Regions from separate parts of the Mus musculus genome. Here region 2 is linked to region 1. A link is a loop called in an ENCODE intact Hi-C map of the cell type or tissue named here. Cell type or tissue: left cerebral cortex. All regions are shown on one strand. Links, peaks and the distances in the headings refer to the core of each region. The heading gives the core; the rest is flanking DNA. Region 1 holds the start of Tmem64 (transmembrane protein 64). Region 2 overlaps Necab1 (N-terminal EF-hand calcium binding protein 1).

Region 1 (8,339 bases), core at 21-8,020:
GTAAATTTTTTAAATTTTAAATTATTGTAAATTATTGTAAAGTTGGTCAAAATTTATGTTCATCGTACATAACTGCAAAATGGTAAAAGTTGAAAGGCTGAGTGTCTGGGGATCTCAATGTGAACTCTAGTTTAGAATCACACAACATGGTGAACTCAGTCATCTAGTTCCTTTCCTTTAAAACTGAAGTCAAAGGAGGGTATGTGAACTCACAGAATACGACAGGCAACTTGCTCATGCCCATGACCGTGTAGCTTGCTCAGGCTAGGAAAAATCGAGATCACTACAAGCGACACTTTAAAGCAGAAAATGCAGTTCCTTACTGACAGCAACCAAGTGCAAAGCAATGGCTCTGCCAGCCCAAATTCCAGAGTCAAAACAACATACGGCAGTGGGTCCTTCCCCAAAGCTAAGTTTGACACAACCCATACCAAGCAGAATAAAACTTCCCTTTTGGGCCACCGAAAACTAGAAGTTATCACTACAGCCTAATTTAGGCTACCATGAATACTCTAGTAAGAAAAGCATACAAGCCATCTCAAATGTGTCCAGTTAGGAACCGTCCTCAGCAAGACGCAAACTCTAAGTCCCGAGATCAGGACAACATGCAACGAGACCTGCAGATACAGGGTTTCCTGCAGATACAGGGTTTCCTGCAGATACAGGGTTTCCTGCAGATACAGGGTTTCCTGCAGATACAGGGTTTCGCCAATGGCCCTGCAGAGAGGGAGAGGTTTTACCTGTTCCCCAGAAGAAATGATGGGAGAGAGAAACACACTTGAAGAATTTTGTTTCTTATAGCTCAAGGATCAATACTATGTAGTGATATTTTCTATTTTGAGAGTATCAAATGTTGTGTGTGAGCTTGCTAATCTCTTTCTAGCATACAAGAGAGAATTAAAGAATTATGGTTAATAATTAGAAGCAAAGGGAGCCCTTTTTCATTTTCCATATACTCAACTTTTACAACTGGCTTCTGCACCAACAATAGGATGGGCAAGGAAAAATAATGCCTTCAAAGCAGTAGCTTAGTAGATACGCATGACTCTACAGCACCTACAAATGAGGAAGCATAGATGTCACGTAGCAGGAACCAAGCAAAGACTATTTTTTCAAAACCTGTGCTTTGTCTGACTTTTATACCTAAGTTTCTCTTTGCGCTAATTATATTCATGGTCATTGAGAAAATGAGAAGTTAGTCTCAACAGGAGGGGGGCAGTACTTTAAAAGACTCAATAAGGAGAAAAGTAGAAGACCAAAAAGTATGCTTGGCTAGGTATGATCGGCAGGAAGCCTTGAGGGTGGAGGCACAATGACGGTCTAGAAGGCGAAAGGGAGAAATCAGGTTAAAGCCAACTTCACCCTACACTGTGCTTTCTCGTCTCACAGATCCTGAGCAAGCACAGCCAACTGCTGAGGTTGAAAGGGCCTCTCCTGCGAGAAGACAGCCGAGGAGGATGTGAATCAACAGACCATATCCAGTGGCTTCCTGACCTATCCTGCCTGTTTGTGTTTGAGAACTGTATAGAAACACACACTGCATCAGCTGATTACATGTTGCAACTGCAGTTCTGCCTCGGCAGGTGACTCTAAAAGTTCCAAGATAAATAAATGAGGCTTTGTTTTCTTCTATCTAAAATGGTAACAATATCCTCCTGTAATAGAATTTTTTATTTTTTTCTCCTGATCCAGTAATGCCAAAATGAAAGGCTCCTGACCCCTGTTAAACTCAACTACAAACTGAGTAACCTCAAACTATTTGCAGTAGTATAGTACTTCTTATGAATTTAATATATACGAGACATTAGGAAAGGAAAAAGTTGTAATCAGTATATATCTTCCTCAATATCCATGACTTTACTAGCTAATAAATATTCCATGAAGAAACAGAGAGGGCCACAGGCTGAGGCTCTGTCTAAGCCATAGGTCAAAGTCTGGCTCTACCACTTATTTACTTCCGAGACGACCATAGGTGATTACAACATAAAGAGCAAACAGTAGATAAACACTGAAATGCAAGTCAGACTCTTACATATATATCACATGTAATCCCAGTAGCCTAACAGGCCAGGCCCAATACTTTCCTCACTTTGCAAACAAATTAAGGTGCAGAAAGAACAAGACACCTTAGCCAAGGTCAGCAGACGCCTAAGACAGGACAGCAGACTACCAGCATAGTCTTCTCATCTGTTGTAGGCAACAACTATTGGAAGTCATGTGTACCAGCTGAAGAATGGAAGATACCTGGAGAGAGCCTAGAATAGCAGTTGTCACATACTATGTAGACAAGAAAAGATGCAGGTTGTGCCAGAGACAGATCACACCACCAGAATTAAAACTATACATGCTCCTAATCCTCCATCATATTTCCAAGCCTTGGTACAGCTGATCTATTATAAGGCTGATCAAAGTTTATGTTCATATTTCACAACATGAAACAATAAAAGCTGAGAAAGGCTGAGGCCAAACTTACTGCTATCTCTCAATACATGCAGTTTCCTTTCAGTTGACGGGTGCATACCTGGGAATCTCAGGTATGAACTCTAATGTGCAATCACTGAATGTGGGAAACCCATTCAGTCTTTTTTCTGGAAAGTCAAAGCTGGGCATGGGGATTCATGTTTGTAATACAGCACTAAGGGAGGTTGAGGCAGGAGAATCACTGCCAGTCTAGGGTCAGCCTGAGCTACTCAGTGAGTTCTAGGATAGCCTGGGCTAGAAAACAAAACATAGTCGGATTAGGTTTCATAATTTGTCCTAAGGCCATAAAGTTCCCATCAAGTGGTTGCCACCTCACCAGCAATGATTTATACCTTTAACTCAGGTGCATCCTCGCTATAGAAGCCTACACAGAATAAACTAAACCTCTGACCATAAGTGCAAGAGTCTTTAGATAATGTGTGTAAGAAGAGCCGGTGCTCATTTTGTTTTTATGAACCACCCAGGTGACTTCAAATAGAGTTCTAAACAAAGATAAACAGGATTCTCAGCTTTTCCAAGACAGCAAACTACTTTTAAGAAGCTTACTACAAATTTAGGAAACTCCAAGAACTTGGGGTCTACTGCTGTCTCCTCCTCCACTGTTAAAAACAAAAGCGATCCATGCTCCAATATAACCAGAAACCTGAATCTGAACCCTGCTGCATTTATGCAGGGCAGAGAGAAAGCTGGGGAAGTCAAGTCACAAAGCTTTATGGCTCAAGAGCTACCAAAGTACTTTTTTTTTATCAAACTCATACACAAACACACGCACGGGGGGGGGGGGGGGGGATAGTTCTTTATCAGGTCTTCCAAGGGGCTGTGTTATATGAATTTGTAGTGTAATTTTTTTCAGGGTGCCATAAAAATGTCAATGACTCTTCTGTCATACAGAGCGCCTCCTAGGGTGGTCACAAGGCCTCTAAAAGACAAATTTGGAGAGAGCACGAGAAGGAGGGGCCAGGGGGACCCCACTTACCGAAAACACTGCATTCTGAAGCCCAAAAGGTATGGGAGTCAGCCGGGCCAGCGCCACCACCTTCAGGCCGCTTCCTCCCTCCACGACGCGGATAACGGCGCTCAGCTTGTCGCTGTTCTGGATCCTGGCAGCCACCCAGGCGGTGAGTAGCCGCTTGCAGACCACATGAGCGATAAAGGTGCCAATGAGGACGCCCACCACCATGAGCCCCATGCCTAGCACGAAGCCGTACAGGTAGCCGGCCGCCACATTAAGCACGATGTAGCCCCAACCGCAGGGGAAGGAGACCACGATGAAGCCCACGACGAAGAGCAGGACACCGAGCAGCGAGTCGAGGCTCTCCACCCAGAGCAGGAGGTGCTGCAGGTAGCGGCGGACCAGGGCCAGGGAAGCGAAGCACAGGGCGGCCAGCACGCACACCAGCACGAGGCTCCGGCACCAACAGGTGCTGCCGAGGCAGCAGCAGCGCCAGTTTCTCACCTCGGCCACCCCGACCACCACGCCGCCGCCGCTCCCGGGGCCGCCTGCCAACGCCCCGGCCGGCGCCGGCAAGTCCGAGGCCGCGGGCAGACCGTGGCGCTCCAGATAGGCGCCGAGCAGGGCGCCCGAGGCCGCCGCCGCAGCAGCAGCCGCCGCCGCGCTGGCCCCGCCCCCGCGGGGAAGGCGGTCCTCCGAGCGGTCCCCTCCCGCTGTCCGCTCCGGTGCCCAGCGGCCCGGCTGCTCCACGACTCCCGTCCGACCGGCGTGCTGCAAGGCCCGGGGCAGCGTGTGGGGCAGGCTCCCACCGGGGTTCCGCATGCCTCGGCCTCAGCCGGCCAGTGTCTCCACTCCCGCCGCGTCCCCCCGCCTGCGGCCTTCCATGGCACCCCGCACGCCAGGCCTCGGCTCCCTGCGTCCTCTCGCGGGGAGGGAACGGCCGGAGAAGGGCGGCAGCGGCGGTCGAGACGCGGTCCCGCCGGGAGTCGGTCGAGTCTGGACCCCGCGCCCGCAGAGCCCGCCCCCTTGGGCCCGAGGGGCGGGGCACGCGCAGAGGGGGCGGAGACATAGCTGGGTGGTCGGTCACGCCCCCGTGACGCCCGGCTGGTGCTGCGGATGAGTGGCGAGGTACCCGCGTCTCTCAGGCAACGGAGGCCTCGGCTGCCCGGGGCAGAAGAGTGAGGCGGAGGGAGGCCACGGGAAGCGGAAAGGGGACCCGGGGCTGCGCGCTCTCAGCTTCCACGGGCGCGCGCGTGCCTGCGTGTCAAAGACCCTTGGCCGCAGCTGCTGGGACTCTTGCCAAGTGCCTCTCTTTGGCTTCTGATTGACCTTTCCTGCAAACCAGCAGTGGGGTGTCGCTCTCCCCCAAAAGCTGTCTGGCGACTTTAGGGGAGGAGTTCTTATCTGTTCGTAGGAGGATAATTGTACCATCCCAGAGAGCAAAGTCTCCCAGTGGCTTCTAGATAACTCGGTTGTTTAGGAGCCCAGGGAATTGGTTGTGAAGAGCCACTCTTCAGAGAATGTGCCTTCTAGACCCTAGTCCTTTCCTGAATGCCAAGCACTGTGCTGCGTAGAGTGGAAAAGATTCCTCAAAAGACCTTTATAAAAAGGGTTGCTGTTACCAGCCCTTTCACGAGCTATGTATAGACTTATGACTGACCCAGTGCTAGGAGAGCAAGGTAAGGAATCAAAGATGTTAGCTAGAGTTCTTATCTGAGATAGTAGATAGAAGAAAGCCATTGACTTAAGGAAAATATTACAACTATGTACAAATGAAGTTGATGCATCAGAGTTGAGATGTCCATGATATCCACCCAAAAGTGGCATTCCAGTGGATGTTTGAAAATAGGAATATGGCGTTGACATGAATTATCACTCCTAGAAATTTTGACATTGATACACAGGCAACCGTTAAGACCATGGTTATGGATGACTGAATAGTAGTAGGTGTACTAAATATTCCCTGTATTCTCTACTCGGTCATAGTAGGCTGACTTCTATGTCCAGGCCTCGTGTTTGGGTCAGTCTCCACGATATATTCTGCCAAGTGACTTGTGACTAGCTTTTAGATGCTTTAGGAACCTTCCAAAATCCTTTCTCTCTTTGCCATTGTCAATTATTGGTGTTCCACAGAGTGAAGAGTAAGAATCCCAGTTACTTCTTGATGGAAGTATATAAATGAGTGAGAAGAAAAACCACGGACATGTGAGAGTTATATTATCAGGGCACTGTGATATCATCACTTCTGACTGGTGTGAATGAGAATAAGTCTGAGAAATTAAACCTTGAGGCATCAATATGCTACTTGGACCTTGTGAAGAGAATCCGAAAGACTGCCGAAATATTACTTAATATTTTATGATGATGATCATCATCATCATCTAGGCACTCCTATTTCCGTTTCTGCTCTGTCATTTACTCCCATACCGTACAGAAGCCTTGTGTTCGCTTCCAGTTCACATTGCAGACTAAAATCCAGATGCGGAGCCCTTAGCTCTGAGCCAGCTCTTGGGCTGCCAGCGCTCTGCACAGGCCAGTCTTGGATCAGTTCACCCATATTTATGCAGCACATGCCTATCCAAGATAACCATCTGTGTCCACTGGGCACAGTGCTCTGGCCACTGCAGTGTAAACTGTAACTGGACGTTTCCACTCTTGTGCCACTAGAATTTATTTCTTGTAGAATTATGAAGATTACATTTTACAATGGGAAAGGAGGCTTGCCTTGCTGCATTACACAGCATGATCAGCCTAAAACCCTTATGGGAAAATATTAACTCTCTCCCCTGGCCTACAAAGGTGTTTATGACCTCACCTGGCTGCCATCCCTACCTCACTGCCCTTGCCCTTCCCACACTAGCACACTGGCCTCCTAGCTCTCTCTTGCATTCGCAAGTCTCCTACTTGAGGTTGTTCACACTCTACCTCTGCTGACCTCTCTCTGGTGAATAGTCTTCCCTTGTCTCTTAGAAAGTCTAGTTTCCCTTTCCTTACTCATATTAAGCTCTGCAGGCCTCTGTTCAAAGATGACAGCCCTGATGACTCTCATCTGAAGGACCAGTCTGCCTGCCAAAGAGCTGTGGTACTTTTCTCCTAGCACAAGCCCTGCCTGAGATTTCCCTGTGTATTTTATCCTTCACTGTCTGTCTTCCCCAACTAAAGACACTGTGGAAGTTGCCATTTTTATTGTCTGGTGAGGCCGGATAACCTAGCTTCCTAGAATACCTGACAGACTTTGAATTTTAGGTTAACCTCCCAAGTCATGTGTTCATTATGGAGTTTTAATACATAATTTGTTCTTATTGCCCCACTCTCCTATTGTCTTCCTCTCCCCCTGACCCACTCTTAATAGTCTCCTTCCCGCTTAATTCCCTTCTTCATTCATGTAACAATTTGTATATTCTGTAACCATCTCTTTCACTCTTCCCTGCTTCCTTCAGACCTCTGACTTTGTAGTTCAACACACACACACACACACACACACACACACACACACACACACACATACATGGTTTCACATATGTGAGAGTAAGTCTTTGAGTCTGGTTTAGTTTACTTAAAAGATGTGTTACAGCAGGGCAGTGGTGCCGCACGCCTTTAATCCCAGCACTTGGGAGGCAGAGGCAGGCAGATCTCTGAGTTCAAGGCCAGCCTGGTCTACAGAGTGAGTTCCAAGACAGCCAGGGTTACACAGAGAAACCCTGTCTCGAAAAACCAAAAAAAAAAAAAAAAAAAGATGTGTTACATCTTTATTTCTACAACGTCATAAGTTCATTGGAGCTGAAGAAAAATTGCTTATGTTTATGTATCACATATGTAACACATTTTCTGGATCTATTCTTTTCCTTAGTATGTTTATAGGAAGGTTCCATTTCTTAGCAGCCATAAACGTGAATATGCAAGTACCTCCATAGTACATTACAGTGTCCTTTGGGTATATTCATCCAGGAATGGTATAGTGGAATAGGTTTTTTTGTTTATTTATAATATAAAGTTTTTGGTTTGCTTGTGTTTCAGGAAATATTAAAAAATGAACCTGTCAATTCTCTGAGCTCCTGCTTCTCTCAACCCGCCAACTCCCCAGAGGGGCCAACAGGCTTCTGGAGCTCCTGCCACCATCAACTCTCTCCAGCCGCACCCCCCACCCCCAGCATCTGGCTCACTTGTCCCTGGAGCCTCTAGTTCCCTCTCTGCCATCAGAAGTCCCACATACCAGTAACCAAGTAAAGCAAAACTCTTGAACCTTATAATTAACCAATCAGATTTATGTATCAATAAATTCTCAATTTACAAGAAGCCAATACAATAATTTCAGAACCAATTGATAATGATAAAAGCTATATCCTAATTATTCTAACCTTATGATATCATAACTACCTGTGGCTGGTTAAAGCCACCATGGTGCACGTCTGCCTCCATCTTTCTCTTTCTCCCCTGGGATGCTCTCTGGCTCTTCAACTCTTAGCTCGGCCTTCCTTTTCCCTGTCCAATCACAGGCCTCCTGCTGCCCTAATGTAATTGGACAGGAAAAATTCTGGGACATGCTTGGTTGCTTTTTGTTTATTTCTTTTTAAGAAACCTTCATCCTGATCTCCACACTGGCTGGCAGCACTGTGGTAGCTTACCCCCCAGCAGTGAATAAGGGTTCCTCTATTCCCACAGCCTCATCCATATTTGTTTTTGGCTGGTATCCATTCTGACTGGAATGACATAAACTCTCAGCAGTTTTAATTTGCACTTCATGGATAGCAAAGGTATTTATTAGTAGCTTCTGCTTCTTTCTTAGAAAATTGTCCATTCAAATCGTCAACTAGTTTATTGATTAGAAGATTTGGGAGTATTTAATTTTTTCAGTTCTTTATATATTCCAGATATTAACCCTTGTGTGGCATACAGTTGGCAATGA
Region 2 (8,339 bases), core at 203-8,202, 300 kb after region 1:
GCAAAAGTGGGAGGTTTGATGGGGGTGGGGGGAGGTTCCAGAGCATTCTTCAGTATGAGGTTTTAGCTAGAGCAATAAGACAATTAAAGGAGATCAAGGGGATACAAATTGGAGAAGAAGAACTCAAAAGTATCACTAGTTGCAGATAATATGATAGCGTATACACAAGTGACCCCAAAACTTCCACCAGAGAAAAATTATCAAGCTGATAAACACCTTCTGTAAAGTGGCCGGACACAAAATTAACTCAGAAAAACCAGTAGCCTTCCTTTATATAGGCATTTTCAAATCCTCCTGTTAAATTCTGCGGAGCCATCCAGCCATCTAGGTTATGACATTTGCAGAGTTTAGCAGGATATTTTGTTTGATCCTTGAACCAGCGTTGATTTAATCATTTGGCACACCGAGGGAAATAAAATGGAAATAAACTGTGAATGAGGAAGGTTTCAAATAGATCGAAATTTCCCCCTTCTGCACACAGCAACCAGCACTCGTTGAAAATCATCTTTGTAGAGAAGGCTTTCACTCATGGGGGTCTGGCTTTGATTGCCCTGTGGACTAATGATCATTTCTGCCATTGTGGAAATAGAAGGGCTCTCCAAAATTATGCTCTCAGACCATGATTATTTCACAGAAGCAGCGGCAGCATTTATTTTCTCTCTTCACTTCATAGCTTCCTCTCAGCTGTTATGTAAAGAGTAATAGAACATGCTAAACTGCATCTGTAGTTTCTTGATATGACTGGTCCCGTAAATCAGTATGTGCATCATTTTCCACAAACAATGGTAGAATTCCTGCCATGGGAACTCTACAGTGCCCCTCCAAGGCATATCCTGTCGAATGCTAGCTCTTTGTCTAGACACGGAATCCCATATACACGGTCATCTGTCCATAATCCAGCAGTATGTGTTGCTTCTTAACATGCCTCAGACCTGGCCAGGCTGCTCCTTAAATATCCACTCAGCTGCTCTCTCATGCTGTCAGACATCCACAGCACAGGCCCAAACTCACCTGTTTTCAGAAAACTTCCACAACATATACCCCTTCCTGTGAAATTATTTCAACTGCATTCCCTAATGGTCTTTAAACATTAGCAGATGTGTGTTTGTGTGATGTACAACTGTCTTCATAGAAACACATGTATTATGTCTGTGTTCTGCTCTTCTTCCTGGTGGTTAATTAATTTTTTATTTATGGTGAAACCTACTTATCAGGTCTTGGGAAAAAAGCTAGAAGGAAACGGGAATTAAAGCCAGGGATACACAGCCTTGTGTCTTGGGCAATCTCACTGACTGCAAACCTCAACTTTCATCATCAAGAACCTCATGAAGGCAGACATGCTCACACCGGCCTGTGGTCCCAGCTCCTTGAGACAGGAAGATAACGCAATGAGGCATTGCCGAAGTGACAGAATGAGTTCAAGTCCAACCTGGGCAATTTTAGTGAGACTTTCTCTCAAACACAGAAAGAATTATGAATGTACTACAGAGGTAGAACTTGACTAGCATGTATTAGCCTTTGGATTCAATCCTTAGTACACACACACACACACACACACACACACACACACACACACGTCTCATGAAATGTTTATATGTAACGTTTATGTGTGAACTACCCAACAGTATCTTCCATCCACTGAGGAATGAAATGTGAGCTGCAGTCACCAATGCCTTCTTCCTGGCTGCTCTCCCATCTCTGCAGTATGAGCATCACTAACTCCTCACAACTTCCCAGTGTGGCCTCTGTAACAGACACTAGGAAAGGCTGCACTTCCTTGATTGCTATTCTACTTTGTGTCAGGGTCATAAAAGCACAAATAAAAGCATTTTACTCTTGGAAGAATTAGAGATTTGCCAAGGCAGGGGTGTATGTAGTTTTTCAAAGCCTACTCATTTAAAAATAAAACTGCTTCAAAAATACAGAAAGGCACCTATGCAATTGAAGAAGGTTGAACTCAGTAAATGCTTTTTGAACTGACAAAGATAGAAAGAAGAAAAGTCTATGCCAAATTCCCATGCTGGTTAGATGTTTTATATTCATTAAAAAGGTACAAAAGTTTTCAAGATTCTGAAACACTATTTTCAAATGCTGTGGAACCTGGGTGCAAATAGCCCCAGAAGAGAAGGAACCTGCTGTGGGTGGGTCAGAGAGTTAGAAAATCTGTGATGCTTGGTGCAAACCATGCGGAATCAGGAAGAACTGTCCCTGCTGTGCATGGAGGCGAGGAGAGGAGAGAATCCATTTCCTGAAGGATAGACGTGCAGCCTTGCCTTTTCCTTCAAACACCGCTGTGTTTCTTAGTGGACTTCATGCACTTCATGCAGATTCTGCAGCTAATTTCGTTTGCAGGGGTCGTCAGGATGTATACAGATGTAATGAGTGTCAGAAAACGACCACACGGGTGGAACACCTGTGGAAGAGACATTGCCCATTTAATTCAGTTTTTTCAGATGTATAAGTGAATCAGTTATGTTCTCTATGTGTTGTTGAATCATCAAATGCCACTAATGTCAGCCATTGGGATCCTGTGTACCCTCCACAGCTGCCTAGTGCTGAGTCGGTGAAGCGCTATGAATTAGCAAGGATTCATCTCCCATAGTGCTTAGCCAAGCCTCACCACACAAGACGAAGAGTGCTGCCATGGGGTGAAGCCTTAGAAGATTAGCAATTTTGCATCAATTTTCTTATTTAGTTTTCACGGGAATCATTACAGGCATATATTGCACCCAGCTTAGACAAAAAAAAAAAAAAAAACAGGGCTCTGGTGCATTAAAAAACTTGCTCAAGATTCACTCAAAACTGCGTGTTTAATCTTTCTCATCTGTACTTAAAAATAGTTGAATTATCTTTGTGACTAACTGGGGGTTGAGTACAAACACAAGATCCTTCAAGTTCCAGTAATATCAGTAATAATCTTGTTAGACTCAGGCAACTGAATTAGAACTTGTTCTGAGTATTCACCAAGAAAGTAGAAGTCCGAGGACAGACAGAGGCTGGGCCAATTGGGTCTTTAAAGACTGGTGAGGGCTAACAAGGTGGCTCAGGGTGTGAAGGTGCTTGCCATCAAGCCCAATGGCCTGAGTTCAATGAGATCTATGTGATGAAAGAAGAGAACTGACTTCCACAGCTTATCTCTGACTTCCGCACACCCATCCTGTATGCACGCTGGTACACACACACACACACACACACACACACACACACACACACACACTTGGAGAAAAACTCAGGCAGATCATTCATGTGAGTTGCTATATAATGATATATCATTATATGCTGCGCACTTTCTGTGCAATTACAAATGTTCAGCAGATTTTGTAAGAGAGCAGCAGTGGGATAAATGGATAGACAATGTGCTCTTAGAATAGTCCTCAACACGAGACAGGAAATAGCTCCTGCCTTCAAATGCTTCTTATGATCAAACATTGGAAACAGAATCCCTACTCATTAAGGTAGTGGGCAAATCAAATCATATTCTTGTCCTAAAATTCGCTAGTTTTTGTTTTTGTTTTTGTTTTTGTTTTGTTTTTTTCCCATTGGAGCTAAGTGATCTCTGAGGCTCTCAGCTGCAAAATTCCTTTGGATGTGGTCATATTTCCAATGCCAGGGGCCTAGGAACCATGTCTGGATTACATGCCAAGACTCGATCTTGAGATACCCTTAAGAACTAATGGGGTGCACTGAAGTATTATTAATCACTAATCTGTAAGGATAAGATAAACTATGGTAACTAAACCCAGACCTCTGTTTGTAGAAATGTGGGGTGCCTCTCCTGTTACTTCTTTTTCCCACTAGTTTGGCCCTGTGGGTTAAGCAGGGCAGGCACTCAGAGAAGAAAGAAAGCCAAGAGTAAGAGGGCCTCCTCTCCATTCCTCATACAACCATTTCACAGAGGGGTAAACTGAGATTGAGTAACGGGTTAAAGGTGGCACACTTGATGAGAGGTAGTTCTGTTAAGACATTCTTTACCCCATCACCCTATAATATCCTTCCTACCTAATCCTCAGTCTTTCACAAGCTTGGGTATTGTGCTAATGTGAATTTCACTGGGAGGGCAAGGCTGAGAATCAAACACCTGCTACACTAGTGCTCTACCAATGACATATGTCTTCAGTGCTTGCTTATTTGAGGGATACCACACCAGCTAGCCAAGGCTAGACTCCAACTTAAGATCCTCCTGCATCTGTCTTTCAAATGCTGGAATTACTAAGTTTATAGGCCTTTCTGTGCTAGTCCAGAAAATGTAATATTTTTATAGCACAATTACTGGGCTTTTAATATAATGAGTAATATCAATAATTAGTTTGCAAGAGGCAATTAATGATGACCTGAAATATTAGGGTGGATGTTTTAATCTTTATCCTAAAAAAGTAGAGTTGAAATTTGCCCGATATACTATTAGGTTCTATTTGAGCATTAGGGACACCTTCAAGACACTGAATAAGCTATCAGTTCTCGTCCCAGATAAACATATATAAGCACAGTAGTTTTCAGGCCACTGCAGAGGCTTATGGGAAAAGTCACAAAGCTTACCGTGAACTCCTGGGGTCAGAAAATTACAAACTCTCTGATGTACTAAACTATTACCATATAGCAAACACTTATTCAGAAAAATCTTAAGTTGAACTGGCAACATTAGCACATCATACCCAAGGGACCAAATTATATTTTAAAAAAAAAACAGTATTACAAGAATAAGGGAAAGAAAATATCTTTTAAGCATACTCCACACTGCCATGAGCAGGATCTTTTAAAACTAAAATAGATTTCAATTCCGTTCGTGAAGTTACTGCCACCTGGTGGTCACAAATAGGTAAATCCTAAATCTGCATTAATTTCATCGGTAGAGTCTTAAATATACTTTGAAACATTAGACTAAGAAAGATGTCATTGAGTTTTACATGCATCTCAGGTCTGTTTCTTCTTACACAAGCTCATGACCCTCATGGCCACGTCCCTCTGTCGCGCTGTTCTGATGTTGATGTGGATCGTCCTCATCTGTGTTCTTGCTTGTTTAACTTTTCTCTAGGCTTTATATGACAGCTGCCCTCTATTACACTCTACACGGCCATGAGCAGGACAGTTTTAAAAACGAAGAATTTTTAGTAAATTTTGGCATGAGAGATGTTTAGTAACATTTTCAAATGGGGGACTGTAAAGATGCTCAGTGGATCACTAGCTGCTCTTCTAGAGGACTCTGGTGAATATTTGAAATATTCACGTGGTGGCTCACAACTCTTACCCTCATTTCAGGGAAATATGATATCCTTTTCTGACCTCCATGGGCACCAGGAATGAAAATGGTGCACAGATATATATAAAACACAAAATACACAACTAGGAACTTTGAATAAGTGTTCAAAGATATTAATCTAAAACTGTATGCCAAAATAGATACCCTGAGCTATTCAGTTCTTGATAAAGCCGTTTACTATTCTTCCTGGCTCAGGCCACTTTGTTTCTTATACATATAGGTAACATTGTTGTATACTACATATACAGATGAGAAATTTTGGTTGTGTGAGTGTAGTGTGTCATGGGTATGTGTGTCAGCGAATGTGTGGGCACACATGTACACCCTGGAGGCCTGAGGCTGTTGGAAGTCTTCCTTGGTTGGTCTCCACATTCTTCATTGAGGCAAACTTAGACAGCTTGCCATGAAGATCTTTCGAGTTGGTATTTCTACTTTGCCCCGAGTCATCTCCCCTACGCCTCTGTCTGCTTCTGTAACTTCCAAGGCCCAATCATGCCTTTCTATTGCAGTATCTCTATACAGAAGCTCTCAAACGAATCTCGCTACATGATTTATGAGTTCTGGGAGAACAGCAGTGTGTGGAACCGGTAAGTTCCGAGGAAAAAATTACTTGTTTTCTGTTGGGGGTGGTGGCAATGTACACGATGAAGCGTTTAGACTGTTGGAAAAGATTTATTTGGTGCTAGAGATGAACCAAGGACTTAAGCGTGCTGAGTAAGCACTCCATCACTGTTACATCCCAGAAGCCCTGTAAGTTTATGCTCTGAAATGAAGTCCATTCAGTTGCCCAGGACGATCTTGCACTTACTCTATAACCCAGTCATGTCTTGAATTTGAAATGCTTTAGCCAGAATTCCAGACCTGCACCACCAGGTCTGAGGTGTTTACTTCATCTTAAAACTTGCCTTCCTTGTTACAATAAATCCTACAGTTGTCAGAATTTATTTCATACTGATCCCACCTTAAGTATTTGCATTTTACTGATGCTCTTGGTGAAACAGAATTCAACAAGTGTGGTGGTTTGAATAAATGCCCACCCCATAGACTTATGGTTTGAATGCTTGGATCATAGGAGTGGCACTATTAGCGGATGTGGTGCTGGAGAAAGTGTGTCACTGTGGGGGCAGGTTTTGAGGTCTCATATGCTCAAGCTACATCCAGTGTGACAGAAAGGCTCCTGCTGCCTGTGGGTCAAAATGTAGAACTCTCAGCTCCTTCTACAGTACCATGTCTGTCTGCATGCCACCATGTTAATAATGAACAAAACCTCAGAACTGCAAGCCAGCCCCATTTAAAAGTTTTCCGTTATAAGAGTTGCCATGATCATGGTGTCTGTTCACAGCAATAGAAGCCTTAACACACGAGGGCCGTGGGTGTTAAGGAGGATAAGTGATTGGGCATCATGCTTCATGAACTATATCATTTTGCTCTGTGAATATCATTCTGCTTCATTTAAACTATACACAGTGGTCAATATGTTTTTAATGTCCTTAAAACATTACCAAAAAAATACAAAAAGGAATAAAAGACATTGGAAAAAGTTACAAACCAACTTTGAGAGGAAAAATGTAAAAAAAAAATTTTTTTTTTATAAAGTGTGGAAAATCATGCTATGTTTTAAAAAAATAAAATAAAAAGGTGGCAGAAAGCACATGGGTGCATAGAGCGTGCTCCAGGGTAGTGACAGGAGCTAACATAGTTCAAACTGAGGGCAGGGGGTAGTTTATAGTGTTTTGTACTTAGTGATTGTTTCATGATCTCCCACACTTTAATCAATGGTGTTTTCTTTCCTGTTCCTTTCTTGACAATTTGGAGAGAGGAAGAAATATGTTACTGTCTTTTGTCCTTAATGACTATGTTTCTAGCTACAATAAACCTAATATTGGTAGCTGTTGGTCATCACAATTTATTTAAGTGTAACTCAACTCCTATACTTAAAAGTATTCCAGTGCTGTACTATGTCACAATCTAGTAAATTTACTAACAAATATGCAATTTTAAATATGACATGAAGGAACTTTTTATTCTATTACATAAACAGTTCCTGGTGATTTTAGGTAGCACAGAAAATATAACTCTCACTATCAGTGTTTGGAAGTGCTAAATATAGTAATAAAGGTAAGAGAAGTCTGGGAAGTTCAACTGATTTGTATTTCATCTTACATTGTTTTTTGTGGCTTCAAGGGGCAGTCCAGGGACGCAGCAGAGTGCTTGCCTGGTGAGAAATAATTGGCACTCACTGTGTAGTAATGAAGACACAGTCAGTACCAACTATAGCACTTCAGGCAGGGACCCTGACAGCAACTCCAAGCATTCTGGCCTTGTTAAAGATAGTTTAAATCCCACCTCATTCTCCAATCATGGAAAATTTACAGTTCCTGTTCTTTACATATGAACATATCAAGTTGCTTTTCATTTGTCCATTTCTCCTGGGATTTAGCCTACCTCCCAATGTAGCATGTCTAATATGCTTATCCTAAATGCCTTTCATTTAAATTTTGTGACAATTACTACTCTGTAGATTCTACTAAAGTTAAATAAGCATCAAGAGCAGACTATATCTGGGCATTTAGTTCAAACCACTCCAAATCTTGACATCAGGTTGGATTTGATCTCTGCTGTACTCTACCTAGGAAGGTTTAAATACGTGCAGCTTTAACCTGCAATCATTTTGCAGCCACCTCCAGACGAATTACAGCAAGACGTTCCAAAGAAGCAACGTGGATTTCTTGGAAACTCCAGAGCTCACATCTACCATGCTAGTTCCTGGTAACTATCCTGGAGCGTGCTCCATGCTTCTATGTGCTTTGCTGCCACCACTGCCCTGTCTTATAAGACAGCATGATCTCCCACACTTAATCAGTGGTGTTTTCTGTCCTGTTCCTTCATTTTCAATTTGAGGAGGGGAAAGAAATATTTTATTGTCTTTTGTCCTTAATGACTTTTTGTTTGTAGCTACATTAAACCTAGTGCTAGTAGTTAGTTGGTCACCACAATTTTAGTAAAATCTAAGTCAACCTATATACATAAAAAAGTATTCAAATGCTTTCTTATTACAATCTAGTATGCTGAATGCAATTTG

What was found. A loop is a pair of places that touch in the nucleus more often than their neighbours do. Peaks named below come from ENCODE experiments on the same cell type or tissue, not always from the same donor. Only the 100,000 strongest peaks of a DNase experiment are listed, where the experiment ranks them.
Region 2: a loop joins it to region 1, with 2.5 times the contacts of the local background. A loop is called at or near these places in 2 of 42 quality-filtered maps.

Annotation. Positions count from the first base shown.
Region 1 is chr4:15,261,868-15,270,206 of GRCm38, reverse strand. Tmem64 (transmembrane protein 64) reads right to left here and starts at 4,387. Exons shown (of 3, transcript NM_181401.3): 1 at 3,458-4,387. The coding sequence starts at 4,255. Gm51436 (a long non-coding RNA gene) reads right to left here and starts at 3,450. Exons shown (of 2, transcript XR_003955370.1): 1 at 1-3,450. In left cerebral cortex, for the core only: no CTCF peak of the experiment used is centred there; DNase peaks (open chromatin) are centred at 3,637, 3,859, 4,136 and 4,531; H3K4me3 peaks cover 4,372 bases; H3K27ac peaks cover 2,321 bases.
Region 2 is chr4:14,957,513-14,965,851 of GRCm38, reverse strand. Necab1 (N-terminal EF-hand calcium binding protein 1) reads left to right here. Exons shown (of 13, transcript NM_178617.4): 11 at 5,767-5,844; 12 at 7,935-8,026. Among named protein-coding and RNA genes, the nearest start is that of Gm11837, 31 kb to the right of the region's middle. In left cerebral cortex, for the core only: a CTCF peak has its summit at 4,800 (motif pointing left); DNase peaks (open chromatin) are centred at 2,216 and 4,797.